2 separate regions of the Mus musculus genome follow, and region 2 is linked to region 1. The links are chromatin loops, found by intact Hi-C in ENCODE. Cell type or tissue: heart. All regions are shown on one strand. Links, peaks and the distances in the headings refer to the core of each region. The heading gives the core; the rest is flanking DNA.

The links. Peaks named below come from ENCODE experiments on the same cell type or tissue, not always from the same donor. Only the 100,000 strongest peaks of a DNase experiment are listed, where the experiment ranks them.
Region 2: it touches region 1 in a loop (15-fold over the local background); 6 of 42 quality-filtered maps call a loop at or near these places.

The regions. Positions count from the first base shown.
Region 1 is chr2:123,308,293-123,316,635 of GRCm38, reverse strand. No RefSeq gene overlaps it. Among named protein-coding and RNA genes, the nearest start is that of Gm34430, 380 kb to the right of the region's middle. In heart, for the core only: a CTCF peak has its summit at 4,225 (motif pointing left); no DNase peak of the experiment used is centred there.
Region 2 is chr2:122,821,730-122,830,072 of GRCm38, reverse strand. No RefSeq gene overlaps it. Among named protein-coding and RNA genes, the nearest start is that of Sqor, 61 kb to the right of the region's middle. In heart, for the core only: CTCF peaks have their summits at 3,614 (motif pointing left) and 4,563 (motif pointing left); no DNase peak of the experiment used is centred there; H3K4me3 peaks cover 420 bases; H3K27ac peaks cover 325 bases.

The sequences.
Region 1 (8,343 bases), core at 89-8,088:
CCAGAATCCTCTCTCTTCCTGCCAGTGTCACACCTTCTATTTCCTGCCACAGCTCATTGGCTGTGGGCATTTTTAATGACAGATGCTTTTTATTTTATTATTTTTTATTGTTATTTATTTATTTATTTATTTATTTATTTATTTTGGTCATTTTGAGACAGAGTTTCTCTGTATAGCCCTGGCTGTCCTGGAACTCACTCTGAAGTCCAGGCTGGCCTTGAACTCAGAAATCTGCCTGCCTCAGCCTCCCAAGTGCTGGGATTATAGGTGTGTACCACCACACCCGGCTACAGGTGCTTTTTATAAGAGAGTCTCTCTACATGACAATTTCGGAGTGTTTGTGTCAGGATGGAGACCCAAATTCTGATCTTCTTCCTTATGCCACAGTTTACGATGTTTAACCAAGGTCACAGAAACCAGCACCAGCAATCCATCATGGCATTCATCTGTGATGAGAAGAGACCAGCCAGTTTCTTCCTGGAAAAGACCCTTCCAATGATGGTAGAAAGCGGGCTAGTTAGTCAATACTTCTTACCCCCAAATAAAACATGGGAGCCTGCATTAGCCACCCACATACAAAGGTAATAACTTGCATTTCAAAACATATTAATGATTTTGAGAAACTAACTGAATGTCTTTTTGTTACTGTGAAAAGATTTTTAATTTTCATTGAGCTTAGAAAAACAAGCCCTAAGGAATTGCTTTATATCTGAAGTATTTTGAAATGTATGTATATTTCTCGTTTAAGCTAGAGACGACTGGATTATGACTTCAATTAGCACAAGAAAGATGACTCAGGGCTTTAAAGCTTTTTGTCACTATGTTCACATTGTACGCAAGCATATTATTCTGAGGGCTGCAAAGAAATGATTTTGAATGTGTTTGACATACAATAACAAACATCAGATTGACAGACATGCCATCAAAAATATGTATGGATGCATATGGAGAAAGTTAATGGCATCATTGGTTCAAGCCACAAACCCTTTGGGGAATAGACAATCTGGCTCTTCCAGCTCAGGTAAATTGGTGCTCCATGTGAGAGAAGCTCTCCCTCTACCGTGCCTGGAGTCCCATCAGCTCCAATACATCTCCCTGAAGGAGACCGAGAGGAGCACAGGAAGCTGGCTTGCTGCCTCTCTTCTGCTTCCTAAAGGACTTGGCTGGCCATGGGTTGCCATGTAACCATGGGAGAGCTTCTCTCTAGAGGAATAAGCAAACTTACTTCTGGCCAGAAAACCAGAGTCTGATTTTTTAAATTTGCACATGTGCTCAATGCTATTTCTGATTTATCAATAATGGATTAATAGCACTAGGTTTATAGATCTCCCCTATAGCTTATATATGTTTGTAACTGAATTCAGGAAATTTAGTTTCCAGAGTAAATATTGGGGTACACAACTCTTAAATGCAAGGTCACCATCCCTGACTTTCTTCCTGATCATGGTATTCAATTTTGTAAGCTTGGTACATAGTAACTGCTCTATGAATTGTCATTGACTAAGTCCTAAGTCAGAGTGTGACTCTGGGCATACTACTGTCTTTAGAGATTTAATCTCTCATACAAGTAAACAAGAGTGGACTAGATAATTTCTAAGTTGTCTTTCAAGATCCAAAATGTCCCATATTAGCATTCACCTCCATGTGAGAAGGTGTGTTCCAGAGCGTGATGCCCACAGAAGCCAGCAAAGGAAGCTGGATACCCTAGAGCTAGCATTACAGGAAGTGTGAGCTACCTGAAGTGGTGCTGAGAACTTTACTAAAACTGAACTCAAGTTCCATAGAAGAGCATTACTTGTTCCTAACCACTGAGCCATTGTTCCAGCCCCAAACCTACATTATCCTAATCAGTGGGAAAGCCATGTTTTATAATATGCTAATGCACATTGTAATTTAAAACTTATGACAGGCTAAATAATGCCTACCAAACAGCATATGGGTTTTTTCCCCCTTTAGAACCTGTGAATGTTGTCTTATATGGAAAAAGTGGCTGTGTCAAATGTGACTGAAATAAGCTTTTGAAATAGGGACAGTATTCAGTATGTGAGTTTGCTTCATGCATGAGCACAGATATCCGTTCTTATACACAAAGTGAAGTTTGACATTGCATGTCTGAAGCAAGATCTTGAACCATTGACTTTAAGGTTAGAGGAGTGGAGACAGGAGACATGAAAAGCAATGGGGCTAGCAAGAGTGGATCAAAGCTGGAAAGATAAGGCTCAGATCCTCCCCACCCAACACTCCACAACCAAGTCCTGCTGACACCATCGCTGTAGGCCAGTGAACTGGAATTTGGACCTCCAGAACTATAGGAAAATAAAGTTGTGCTCTTCTAAGCTTCTGAATTGGTGCATTATCTTTAAACATTGACAAGAAACGAATACAAGCATATACTGTCTTGTGATCAATGTACTAATGGCCTCTAAAAGTACATGGCATTCAGCTAGCATATTAATTATGCTCCTCGTCATTGTGGAAAAAAAAAAACTTCATAAGGTGGGAAAGCTTACTTCAGCTTCAGTTTAAGGAGGCATAGTCATGGTGGTAGGGAATGCCTAGCAGCAGGTCAGGAGGCCAGATGGTCACACTGCTTTCAGGGTCTGGAAGCAAAGACCAAGCAGAAAATGGTGCTGAGCTGTAAGATCTCAAAACCCACCCTGACCCAGTGCTTCCCCTTTTCCAGCAAGACTTCACCAATTAAAGGTTCTACATCCTTCTGAAACAGCATCGTCAGCTAAGGACCAAATATACAAACATCAAACAGGTGAGTCTGTGAAGGACATTCTTTTTTATTTTTATTTTTTATGAGAAAGGGAGAAAGGGGATGTGGTGTTGGATGGGTGGGGAGACAGGGAGGATCTGGGAAGAGTAGTTACAGGAGGAGAAAAGCATTATCAGAACACAGTGTATGCAAATTTTTTTTAATTAAATAGAAAAGAAGAAGAAATAGAAGCAACCAAGCTACTTTTGGGAGATAGGAGTCAGCACACAGAAGTGACAACCTCCAACAAATCATGTATCCTTTTTGAATAACGCCAATTTTGATCCACATGTTCCTTCAAACTGAAATAGGACACAGCTTTCCCTACTACTGGGTCTCTGAAAAAAGATGTTTGTCAATGTTGTATGTAACTATGAGAAACAAAATAGGATATAGCAACAACAAAATACCCCAAATATACACATTAGTAACATACCTACTTAATGTTACTGAAGCATGTCTATCTCCCTGTTCCAAAGTGTCCTTATTAATCTTCGATAACATCAGTGGCATCAGATCCTATCCAGACTGGATTCTAGCAGAGGACTTTTCAAATTTTAATATGCATAATATGCATATGAATCACCTGGGGATCTTGTTAAAATGCAAATTCTGATTCTGTAGGTCTGAGGCAGGACCCAAGGATTCAACACTGTAATAAGCTCCCAAGTGAGGTGGAGGCTCAGGTCTGCACCTACACCAGCAAGATGTCAGGGAACAATCTGGAAATGTCAGTCTAAGGTAGCACCAAGCCCACACTACCAGCAACAAAGCAGTGTGCAATTCTCAAACTTTTGCCAGCTTACCTTGAAATAGTCTCTCTGGGTGTGGTGCTATCTCTGTAGTTTACATTTCTGGTTCTGAGTTTATCTAGTAAGGAGGTCCCGTGTGCCTCAAGCCACATACCACCCCTGTGTCTGCCTCGAGCTTCTAATGGCTATTCCCGATGGGGAAGGCACTAGCTTTATAGAGACTTTGTCAGTGATGTCAGCAGCCACCGGTGCAATCCTGGCTCTCATCTGTTCCTTTCCATACCCTGTTCACATGTGTTTTTTTAGGTTGCAAAGACTTGCTCAACTTTTAGATAAAGATTTTTTTTTCTCTTGATTTGGGTTTGAATCTAGGCAAAAGACTCTTCAGGTTATGGGTCTCATGAGTAGTTATAAGACCCAGCTTCATCTCACAAACTGGCTTGCTGTTTGAGGTTTTCGCCAATATCTCAGAGCATAAGTCCATTGCTCCTGTTTAAAACTGACCCCACCGTGTTCAGTCCTCCACTGATCTCAGTTTATCAATTGAGTAATGACTCCGATTTAAGATATTTATGGAGCAAAGATAACTACATCCTTTGCTCCCCATAAAGGTTCAAACATTTCCTCCTCCTGCATCTGCCAAGAATTCTCCATCCGGCCTAGCCAGATTTCCCTGCCCTGTAGAGAAAATCTTGCCAGCTCTCTGCTGCCCTCTCATGGTATCTGTTAGTACAGCGTTCATATCTGCCCTTGACTGATCCTAACGGACTCCAGGGATGCAACACCTTTGTGGAGCCTGCAGATCAAACTAGCACGGCCAACTAGACGTCTACCAACGTTTTTTACTATTTTCTTTCAAATACAGATGACGAACATCCATAACAGAATTTTGCTTCTAACCTTGAAATTCATAAAAGCACAAAGGAGGGGAACTCTGGGGCATGTTTTAAAGATGAAAGAAAAGCCCATTTGGCTAACCAGTGCCTGTAGCCTAGCCGGAAGGATTTCAAGAGATCTTGTTCCCTGGGCTCCACACTAGTTCAGAAGAATATAAATGTCTTAGGGTGGTCCTAATGGCTTATATTTCAGCAGCATTCCTGGTGATTCCAACGAATATGAAGAGTGCCTCTGTTGGGCTGTACATAAGGCATAGGCATGCTATGAAGTGAATATGTAATATGTGAAGCTCACATATTACAGAAGGCTGGTCATATTAGATTTGTTAAGAAAAAAAAAAAAGCTAACCAGTTTTCACGAACCATCCCCCAGAAAAACCCAGAACAAAAAGAGATCTTGCTTTGTGTCTAGTGTTTGCTGAGCAGTTCGTGGACTTCAAGCAACCCTATTCTACACTGTTCAGACTGCCTCTGTGCTTAGCATTAAATCTTCACACTGGTGCACAGAGGACAAAAAGCCCTGTCTGTGTGATGCCCTTCCACTCTGTCCACTCAGGGAAGGCGTCTCTCTTAATGTCATGCTCTGCAAGCTGTATACTCCTCTCCTCAGTCAGCTACTTCTGTGGAGCAGACATAGATGTTGGAAGTTTGGATGGGTGAGACAAACAGGCAAGAATGCACGTTACATAGCTGCATTCTTCAGCTGGCTTGTCCACCCAGCTTTGTGCTCCAATTGGCTTGTCCTGCTAATGTTGTATCTGCCATGTCCAAACTGCATGAAAACTCATGTCTGTCCTCAACTCTGATCTTATCTGTTCAGCAGTAGCACTCTCCTGCCCAAGCCCTGTCACCAACTCTTGGTTCCTTAGTTGTGTACAGTAGGTTGCATTCATCATAGCATCATTGTCTTTGCATCAAAACATTGGGTTAAATTCTCCACCTCACTAACCTAGATTGCCTCTCATCTTTCTTCTACTTCTGTGTAACCCAGAAAAGGCAGTGGATAATACATTGCATGCTTATTCACAGTGGGGGTTCAGTAATACTTGCCAAGGGTATTTCCTCTAAGTAGCAGCAGTCCAATACTTGGAAATAAAATTCAAGTCCTGCTCAAGCTCAGCTGATTCTGATTCTGCCCCATCAAGGATTCTTGCCCAGCATCCCTTACTCCTCTGACACCAGACTCCTCTATGCTTCTTGCTTCTTGTATCACACAGGATCCTTTCAGTTCTCTATGTGACTTTATGCCACCTTTTCTCCCCTCTCCTGTTTACTCTGCTCAGCTGGAAGAGCTCTAGCAACTTTGAATTTGCATTTTTAATTAGGCATTGCATCGGATTTCAACTCAGTTATCCTGAGTTCTTCTTGCATTTAAGCTACCAAAGACTCTATGCACAGCTGTATGCATATGAATAAGACAGTATTTTTTTAAAATCTCTTAAGCCTTAACATTTTATATGAAGCAATGTCATTTTTTCTTTTTCCCATGAAAAGGTTGCTTATTATTTTTTAAGATGAAAACAAAGGCCCTCCTCAGGCAAAACTTACCTTTTTCTAGACCCCTTCCAACAACACACATTATTTAAAGTCAGGCAGAGTGCTGCCCAGCATGACCTTTCTGAAACAAGTGGAACACAGCGCTCTTTTTCTTAGCCCTACTCTGCATGGCTTTACCCCAAATCTTGCCCACTGTGGCCTCTCCCACTCCCCATGAGATGTTCTTTCTGGGAAGAAATAAATCTCATTCTGGTGACTATCTACTGAGCACCCACTACACACCAGTGTGCAAAGTATTGTCCAGCAAGGTGAAGAAAATGGCAGTATGCTGAGTGTAACCTACTGGTATACAAGAGAAGGGGCCAAGCAGAGAAAATGCTGATGGTAGTGGTGGTAGTAGTGGTGGTGGTGGTAATGATGGAGACTAGGGTGAGAAAAAAATCAGAGTTGAAAAGAAAGACATGGAATTTGGGCATGACAGATACAGCATTAGCAGGATAAGCCAATTGGAGAACCCAGGTATCTAGATCTAGGTTCCTTTGCCATCTAACTAAGCATCTTTCACAGTTCTCTTCCCTACATTTAGACTCTCTGCTACCCCTTCTTGATGTCCTTTGACTAAGTTAGTAAGCTGTTTCAAGCCTTCTTACCGTCCTTCTTTGGACTGTAATATTCCAAGTCTAATTAGCAATGATGAACACAGGATGAGCCTGAGAATGATGGGGCAGGGAATATGTTTTATCTCTATTGTTTAAATAAACTGAGAATTCAGAATCACTGCCCAAAGGAAACAGAAAGATGGGGTAGACCCAGCTTTGTGAGCAACTGATATGGGGAAACTCTGTTCTAAGTATTCTTGACCACCAGCTCTGTCAGAAAGCATCCAAGTTATTAATGGTATTTCTCATGCCAAATTATTCAGCTATTTATGTTCCACTGTTTATATTCACTAAATGTGACTAATTTTTTTCCATACTATTTTCATTAACAGTTCTATTAGGGCCTCTGCAAAGGCATTTATATGTATGTTTTTTCTGAATCCTCTGAATAGTCATAGGAGATAAAATGCATTGTAATCCCATTCTACAAATGAAAAAGCTGACTCTGGAGGCAGTTTAAAAATATCTGTGTATATGGTGTTGACTGAGATATTAACAAAGTGAAGCAAAATAGTTAGGTAAGTTAGGTAGTGAATGTATAGACAAGAGGCCGGACGGGCCAATAGGTGCCAAGATTGGGTACAGAGGGACAAACAACTTCAGAGGAGAGGAAGTTAGGATCATATAAGCAGGGTGAGAAGCAGTGTTGAACATCACCTTCCTAAGCTGAAATCTTATTCTGCAATTTCTAGTTGCTCTCAGACACTCACCCTTTCTGATCTTGTAAAATGAAGATTAGAAATAAGAGCCACCACACAGATAAAATAGTTAGTAGAAAGCCCAGCCATCTATTGTTATTGGAATCATCATTTCACATTAAGAGAATCCACATTCTTCTTTCAGTAGATGAGAGATGATCCAAAGTCACTGGCCCTATATGTCACTTAACATGCAAATACAACTGAGTAAAATATTTTCAAGGGCACAATGGAAAGGGCAGTTGACTAGAAGAACAATGTAAACATCTTAGAGTGGCAACAGGCATAGTAAAGGATAGTGCTAGTTGACCTTGCTAGGACAAAGTTCAGGGAGAAAGAACTAAGTGAGGAGACTGCAGTTTTCTTGTTCTCCCCTTACTACACGCAATCACACACACACACACACACACACACACACACACACACACATGCACACATGCATCCATGCGAAATATGGGTATCCTTACACGACTGAGATCACTGACTGATAGCCTTCTCCCTTAAGCCTCTTCATATCTTAGGTGTTCAGACCTTCCCATTGACCTTCCAGCTCTGATAAAGACCCTCAAACCACTAAACAGCAAACAAAGCCACATGATGGGCATACAGGAGATCCAATGCCCCATATCTTCAGTGGTGCACGGCACAGGGAAGGCCACTATAGTACCAAGTCCTAAGTCCCATATCTGATGGGTCAAGGCTGGCTAGCTCCCCTCTCCCCCTGCTTTCTACTTCAGGACTCTCTGAACCACTAACTTTGGCAGGGTTTTTCTTACTTCCTAGTTAGCATTCTGCAGTGTTTGTTTGTTTGTTTGTTTGTTTTTTCCATAAATTCCTTGAAAAGCAAAAACCAATGCATTTATTTCACATATATGGGGAAAGGGAGATTGAGGTAGGAGTAAGCTTTATCTACCTTGCAGATGGAAAGTAGTCTTTCAACTCAAATTTCTGCCTCAGAGTTGCTCTATAAATGCTTCCCAGTTTAAAAACCACCTAGGCAGTTTGTCCCAAGAGGCTTCTATACCTATGTGTTATTCTTACAGATAATTCTAGCTCTAGCCCTGTGCTGTGGTCTGAATG
Region 2 (8,343 bases), core at 96-8,095, 490 kb after region 1:
ACAGGGGAACGCCAGGGCTAAGAAGTGGGAGTGGGTGGGTAGGGGAGCAGGGCGGGGGGGGGAGGTAATAGGGAACTTTTGGGATAGCATTTGAAATGTAAATAAAGAAAATATCTAATTTTTAAAAGGCGAAAAGAAGAGAAGAGAAAAGGAAAGGCAAGGCACAAGTGGCCAACCCTCAAGCATGCTCCCTGGGCCGACCTGACAGTGGGCGCCACTCACACTACCCTCTCCCTTCACTGTACCCTATATTTCTCACCACAGCAATCTATTGTCTACTTGGTGTGTGATATAAGGAATGGGGGGCATCCTGCATTCCAGCCGTTAGCACTGTGTGGGGCACACAAGGGAACCTGCTAATTATACTACTGTGTGGCATTTTGTATATTTTTAATCATCATAAGCCCCTCTGACACAGTATTGCCACCTGTTGACCTTCGGCAAAATAATCACCTTCTCGATACTTCCTCTTTCTCTTCTTGGACATGGAGGTGGTATTGTCTACTTGGTGTGTGATATAAGGAATGGGGGGCATCCTGCATTCCAGCCGTTAGCACTGTGTGGGGCACACAAGGGAAGCACAATAACTGAAATTAAAACTGAACTCTGTGAAAGAACTAAAACTATCTCCTAAATGAAGCAAAGGATGGGAGAATGCATGGAGAGTGTTGGCAACGTTAGAGACAACATCCCCTCCATCCCACCTGCTCTTCTGTAGAGTGAGCTGGTATGGTACCACCAAGAGAGAGATCCGGACTCCTGCCTGGACACAAGCAATCCCTGTGATTTCTTGATCAGTAACATACAGCATGAGTGACTGCGCATTTCTGACACAGCCTTCAGCCTTCCTGGGAACTTCTACTCCCTGCCTGTAAGAAGCCAGCCACCAGAAAAACACCCTAAGGATCTTAAGACCAGTGGAGAGGGACTAGAGAATAAGAAGTCGTGTACAGAAGGAAAGACAAAATGCCCCTCTGCCATTTGGCTCACTGGCACCCAGTAACCCAGTCACCAAACTTACTACAGTTCTAAAGGATGCTCAGACTCATCTATAAGTGAATCCCAAATGGGCAGTGATTATGCATAAAGATGATAAAAGTGATCTCCTTTTATCATCTAACTCCAAGAATTAAATGAAGATATCTAGACTCTGTAGAAATTAGTTATGTAATTAATTAGCAATGTCTGCCTAGGACAGGAGTTGAAACACTCCTGACAGGCATTGAAAACTGTATGTGCGACTTCAGGCCATGGTTTCTCATTCACTGTTGCAAAATTGTGTGCCGTCAGTATTTCCTATAAATTTCTTTAAATATAAATTAACATTTGAACACCTACAACTCTTGAACTTTGTTCAAATCTATTTCCATGAACTACACATTTCCTTTCTTTTTAAATATTGTTTTTATTCTAAGTGTATGAGGGAAACTTTGCCTGCACGTGTGTGTATGCTGACCATGGAAGTCATAAGGGGTGCTGGATCGGGAGTTACAGGTGGTTGCGAACTACCATGTTTGTGCTGGGTTCAAGTCTGAGTCCTCAGAAAAAATAAGTTTTGTTTTGTTTTGCTTTGTCTACTAAGCCATCTCTCTAACCCCCACAGATATTTTGCAGACCAGCTAGAAAATGAAGAAACTGATTTTAAGTAAGGCTTATGACCATAAATCCATCAATAAAAAAAAATGGCTGAATCAGACTTAACTTCAAGCCACAAGAGCTTCTTATATACATTCATGAAAAATTCACACACACACACACACAATTAATTTTTTAATTTTGTATTTCATTAACTGTGAAATCATAAGTATAAGTTAAAATTTTTTAGCAACGCAGTCATTCATCTAATTAAAGTACACACAAAACCCTACACATATAAAAATACAGTTCTCTCATTCAAGAGAGAACATGCCAGAGGTCCCTTCCTCCACACCCCAACCTGAACCATCTCAGCTGCTCTGAAATCTAGAGGGCTCAGTCTAGAGCCAAATGGAAACCTCTGCTATCCCTTGGAGCCTTATGCTGTTACAGCAGCGTACTGTGATCAATTAACCAATCTTATTCAGTTCCATGATCCCAGTTATCTTACAAACCAACCCCATCCCCTTATCTAGGCACGAGGCATCTATCCCACCAAGAGGATTCATCCCACACAAGGGCAAAACCAAATGAAATGGTCAAATTCTTGGCTTTTGCCTTCAAGAGGTAAAGTTCAGGTTGGATTGTTCTGCCTGATTAATATCAGACCATGCACAGTGCAGCAAAATTGAATCAGAACCATCAGTGGCTTGGCTTAAGACAAATTATTTAGGATCAGCTCTCCGTCTTTTAGCAACATCCTCAGAACATACCAGTGAAGGTCAATAGGCAGAAGAGAAAATGGATAGCTTACGCTTTTAAATGCTTAGCTTATATATCAGTCTGTTACAGCTGTCATAACAAACTACTGAAGTCTTGACTCAACAATAGAAATTTATTGCACTGGGGTCTGGAAACCAGGAGTTCAAGATCAAGGTGTTAGCAGATTCAGTTGCTGCTAAGGCATCTCTCTTTGGCTTGCAGATGGCTGACCTTTCTCTGTCTTCATTGGTTCCCTTCTCTGTGTGTATACACCCCTAGTGTTTCTCCCTCTTCTAATGGCAACAGGCACATTGGACTAGGACCCCATTATTACAACATCTTTAACCTTCATTTCCTCCTCAAAGGCCTCATCTCCAAATATAGTCCCATTGGGTGCTAAGATTCAGTTCCTAACATCCTAAGGTCCTATTTAAATTTTACTGACTAGAAGACACCTAATTGATAAGAGGTTCTAAAACCCTTCAGCTCCAAGTGTACCTGGAAGGAGAGAAGAATCAGGCAAGAACAATCACTTGCCATCTCAGCCTCAGAAGGCAAGACAAGAAGATGAAAAAAAAAAAAAAAAAAAAAAAGAAGATGGAGAACAACAAATAACCTGTGACTGGGCACACAGTCCTCACACTCCCCATCCTATGGTGATAGAGAAGGCAGAACAAAAGGCACTGGGGGAAATTGGTAAACGGCACTCATCTGGTGGCACCAGGTAGACTAGACACGGAAGACAGCATCCAGGGATGTTCTCGCCTGCTTTACCTGTGTTTGGGCAATGATCCCCAGCTCTGGGGAGACGGAAATGGAAACTGAGTCAGCTATGAAAGTCCCCATCCCTTCCCATGTGGGAGCTCCAACAGCTGGTGTTTAGGAGCCATGTGTAGGTACTGTTACCTTCTGGAATCTGGATAGAATCTATATCCATCAGTGGCCAACATATTGCACACTGCCCATCCCAAAGGTCTTGTGCCCACAGTTGGTAATTATCTGGCTACTCCAATAGGAGAAACACACACACACACACACACACATACACACACACACACACACACACACACACACACACACACACACACAAAATTTCCTAACAACTGAGGGAGAAAAAGAACCTTCATCAGCCGTTCTCCTCATCCATGGGACTGAATGGAACGGCTCAAGATTTCCCCACAGGCCAGAGGGAAAGTAAATTACTCTCATATATTAAGAGGCACCAAACTAACAATTGTCAACTCTAGAAATGCCACAGAGCCATCTACTGGTTATCAGTAAGGAAACAAACAAAAGTGTTCATCTGAAAACAGTGAATATGGGGGAAAACCAAAAATAAATTCAACCCTAATAACTTCATTATAGAAATGTGATGGGAAGTGTCACCTCATTCCCTTCGCCACTAGGAAATCTATGAGACATTGAAAGTCAGCCGTGCCTTTAGTAAATGTGGTTAGGGAATTTGAATTGTATCTGTCCAGGAGGTCATTAAGGTCCCATTCTCTCCATTCCACACGTTCACATCCTATGCACATAAAACACAGATTCACTTTATGAAATCTGAAACACGCAAGTTTAATTAAGGAATCTGAAATCCCACAGTGTGGCTGACAAATGATACAGTTAGCGCCCAATTTTCTGCTATTAAGTGGATCGGCACTACAGCCACAGAGCTTGGCAACAAAGAAAATTTCCCAGAGACCTGGGTTAGGGACCAGGTGCGGGTAATAAAGGCCCCACTCAAGCAGGGGCCTGCTTTTAACAGCAAACTGAATTCAGAAAGTGATCGAAAATAGCAAGTAGCCTTGAAGCCTACAAGCCAATCCCTCACCCCCCAACCCAAACCAAACCCACATATACACAGGCCCAAAGCGCGATGCTAATGTGGTTTATGCTTCCAAGTACAAAACCAAGAAAGGCCTCCCAAGCAAAGAAATGCTCTAAGAAACACCTTGGGGTCATTTTCATAGCTTATGGGCAGAATTCCAAAGCCCAGTCCAGGACATGATCCAGCCTGCGGTGAAATGCTACATTTGAGCACAGAACGGCTGACCTTCCGTTTAGGGTCAGAAATCGGCTAATCTGTTTCTCAGACTTGCTTTGCAGAAGCTGAGCAGATAGGATGAAATTTAACTGAAAAGATGCCAGACGCCTTGTCTTCCTTCCCCTGGAAATCTTAAAAGTTGCCTGGAAGACCATGCGCCGAGCTCACAGCGCCACCTACAGCTCTCTAGGCGCAACTCATCACGGCCCTGTTCAAAGGCTGTCCTGGAGAGCGGAGAGCCTCTTAATCTTAAGATTAACAGGTATTATGTTTATTTGGGGATGTGTGAGGGTGGAGAACACCGCACGAAGGAGGCTTTGTCGCTGATGGGTTATATGCCTGATTGATTATATAGTTTGGGGAATTTGTTAACAGCTTCTAAACACATGGTGGTTTTTCCTCCAAGACCTGTTTCAAGAAGTCACCAAGATATACAATCAATCAGACATGATTGTCAAGAGCATTTGACATTGAAATATGATGTGTAACAAGCAGTCGTTCATCTCCTTCGCTGAAATTACTAAAGAAGCTCTGAGGTATAGAATGAATCCTCAACATTGCAGAAGGTGGAGTTGGGTGTGGTCACAGCTGAGAGCTCTGAAAAGGACTCTGCAGTCACCTTCCCACCAGTTCCTCCTCCGTCTGAAGACTACCCTCACTGGGATTTGAGTGAGTGTGTGTGTGTGTGTGTGTGTGTGTTGTTGTTGGTATGTGAGTGTGTGTTTTGGGGAGTGTGTGTTTTGGGAGTTTGTGTGTATGTGTGTGTTGTTGTGTACTGTTGTGTGTGTTGTCAAACTGTACAAGCTCCTACTATTAAGCCCAGAGGGAGAGAGAAGATCAAAAGAAGAAAAGGAACACAAAGAGGAATTCCTGCCTTTCAGAATGTGTACTGCCAAGCCTTATCCTGTCACTGCACTATAATCAAACTGTAATGCACAGACCCCTGTTTTCTATCAACTCTTACTTGCTCAGAGAAGGAAAAGATCTGAATCAGTCAAAGAAGACTTCATAATGAGTGGAAAATCTGACTTCAGGTTAAAGCTCAAATGTCAAAGGAGAATAATCATGCAGCCACCAGAAGAGATGATATAAGCAAAGTTGTGGAGGTGGAGAAGTGCTAGCTGCGTGCTATGTAAAACAGTGCACACACACACACACACACACACACCAGTCAGAGGCACAGGTGTGATCACACACTGCTCTGCTCTGTCCCCCTCGTATGTTCTTCGCACATTTACCATCACCTGATTTGCATGTGTCTGCACACTCACTTTCTCCCTCCCCGTGGCAAGCTACACAGGAGCAGGATTGTGCTGCTGTTCTTATGCTCGCTGATCTTCTCAGTGGCCAGCTCAGGGGATGGTACTCTAATTTCTAGATAAAGTCTAATTTCTTCTATGGAAGAGAGTTGGAGGGGAAAGTGGGAGGAAGCAAAGGCCTTAGACATCCTCCAAGAAACAGGAGTCATTCAAGTAGATGGCCTAGAGGGGTGGATCCCTGACGCTGGACAAGAAGACTGGGACAATTCTGTTTCCTCCCAGCTACTCAAAAAATAATAACAGTGGCTATGCCTAGGCTGTCAATGCTTAATTGTATGACTGGATATGAAAGAAACAATTGCTCTATGTCACATGCTGATAGTGATGGGTCATACCCTCCAGTAAAATGTAATTCTGAGATCTTAAAGACATGGACAAATTAATGAGCATAAGTCTAGAATGTCCTCTGTCTGAAAGTGTGGAAGTGCTCACAAAACAATGGACACCTGTCAAAAGGACCTGAAACCATCCTGAAAGGGGTACCACTAGCCAAACTTTGAAATGTTAAACTTTAAAGGAAACAGTGATAGTGATGGTTTACCCATTACATAGAGTAAAAATCCATGAGACATTGAAGAAACAGGCTAATCAAGAGATGCTAGGGGAGAGCTCTTCTTCCCAGTGAGTGCCAACTAACAAGTGCAGATGGAATGATGGGAAGAGGAAACCACCCTCTGAAGCCATCATAAAGGAAGTCTCCAGCAATTGATAAGGCTGGTGAATATAGAGCCACACACATCCGTGATCACAATGGGGAAAAAGTGACCCCAGTGAAGAAATGTAATAGAATCCAATTGACTAAGTGCCACGGTGAGAACCAAGGGAGGGGTTGGCATCGTGTGCCTCCCAGTGTGAGCACAGTGACTCCTAAGAATACACAGCTAGCACTAGCCACAGGGGTCTGTCTACCTGGCAGGCCCAGGTAGGCCTTCAGAACGAAAGGCCATTATTCTAAGCTTTTCTAGACCATGCAAGAAATGCTGAGGAGACTTTCCAGGCTGCAGGAAACTAAGGAGATGGGACAACTAACCAAGGAAATGGGGTGCTTGATCTTATACCAGAATGGCAAACATGCCATTGTTGGGAAAGTTGTGTCTACTGATATGAAGACTAGATGGTTGTGGATAGTCTTGGAGCAGAGATGATTAAGACATGGAGTGTTCTAAAACAAGGTAAAACACTGTCCTGCTTGTTGAAGGAAGTAAACAATGAAAAGCTTCAGGGAGTCCTTGGTCCTGACCAGATTCACTGGGGCCCTCCATCTCCAAGCTTCTCTCAGCACTACATGCTCAGACTCCCAGACAAGCTGAGATGCCTGGAAGAAGCAGAGAGCTACAGAGCTTCCAAGAGGACACTCTTCAACCTGTTGGGCTGCCTGCAGAATGTGCAGTAAACTCCAGGTCTCCAGCTTTCATGCTGGGGTGGCCTTTTGGTGATTAGCTGTCTGAGTCATTTCTGCTCTGGTAAGTAACCCCTCACCCATATTCCTGTAAATAACCTGAATAAAACTCACTGGTTGGACCTTGGCAGTATCCTTACTTTGGTCTGTCTTTGGTTCCTAGCCAGAGTAAGTAGGCATTTGTTCATGTCACCCCAGGAATGGTATCACACAACAGATGGAAACATACCAGCATTGTTTATTGTTTTGTTCAAAGGACTGTATGGTAGTTATTTAGAAATTTTGCCTACTCAGGAATGCCTACCTGGCATATTTAAAAAGAATGCAGCATTATGTCTGAAGTTTGCCCTAACATATCTCATTTTAAAACAATAATAATAATAACTATATATAATAACAAGGCTTTATTTTAATTATAGAAGATAGTATATGAAGTCACCTTGCACATGGTCAATCCACACTACCAGTTAGTTATCTCTTCCAAAGAGAGGAAGAAAATGCTAAGGCTTGAGTCTGTTTCTCTTTCCATCATAAGAAGGTGAAGCTCTTGTGATGACCAAGTCCCACTGTCTGGTTAGTAGTAATTACAACAGCTACCTAGCAACATGCAAGTACAATGATAGTTCTTTCCAAATGCCCCGGCACTTTGGGAGCCATAATCTACCTCATTTACCCCCATAGCACTCCAATGAAATAAGCAATTATCATTATTATTGCTGGTATTTGTATGTTATTGTTATGGTTGTTATCTTGATGAAATGGCAGTGCTGGGACCTCAGAGTAGTGCTAAATAAATAATAATTAAAATGATGCTTCACCTTTGCAGACAGAGAAACAAACTCGTACTCATATACCTACAAACTGCGCACCCTGATATTCTCTGGACCACAGAGGCCTCTCCCGTGCCTAAAGGAAAATTCTAGAACTTTGTACACATACAATTTAGAACAGGTCCTCCTGACGTCCACAGTCCAAGGAGTAGGCTATGTGACTTTCAGTACAGGGGTCAACCATCTAGTTTCTACTCTACATTTTCACCCATGCTATCCTTTTTTCTGGAACCTTCTTCCAATATAGTACAGTTACCTGTACTGGCTGGTTTTGTATCAACTTGACACAAGTTGGACTTATCACAGAGAAAGGAGCTTCAGGTGAGGAAATGCCGCCATGAGATCCAGCTGTAAGGCATTTTCTCAATTAGTGATCAAGGGGAGAGGACCCCTTGCAGGTGGTACCATCTCTGG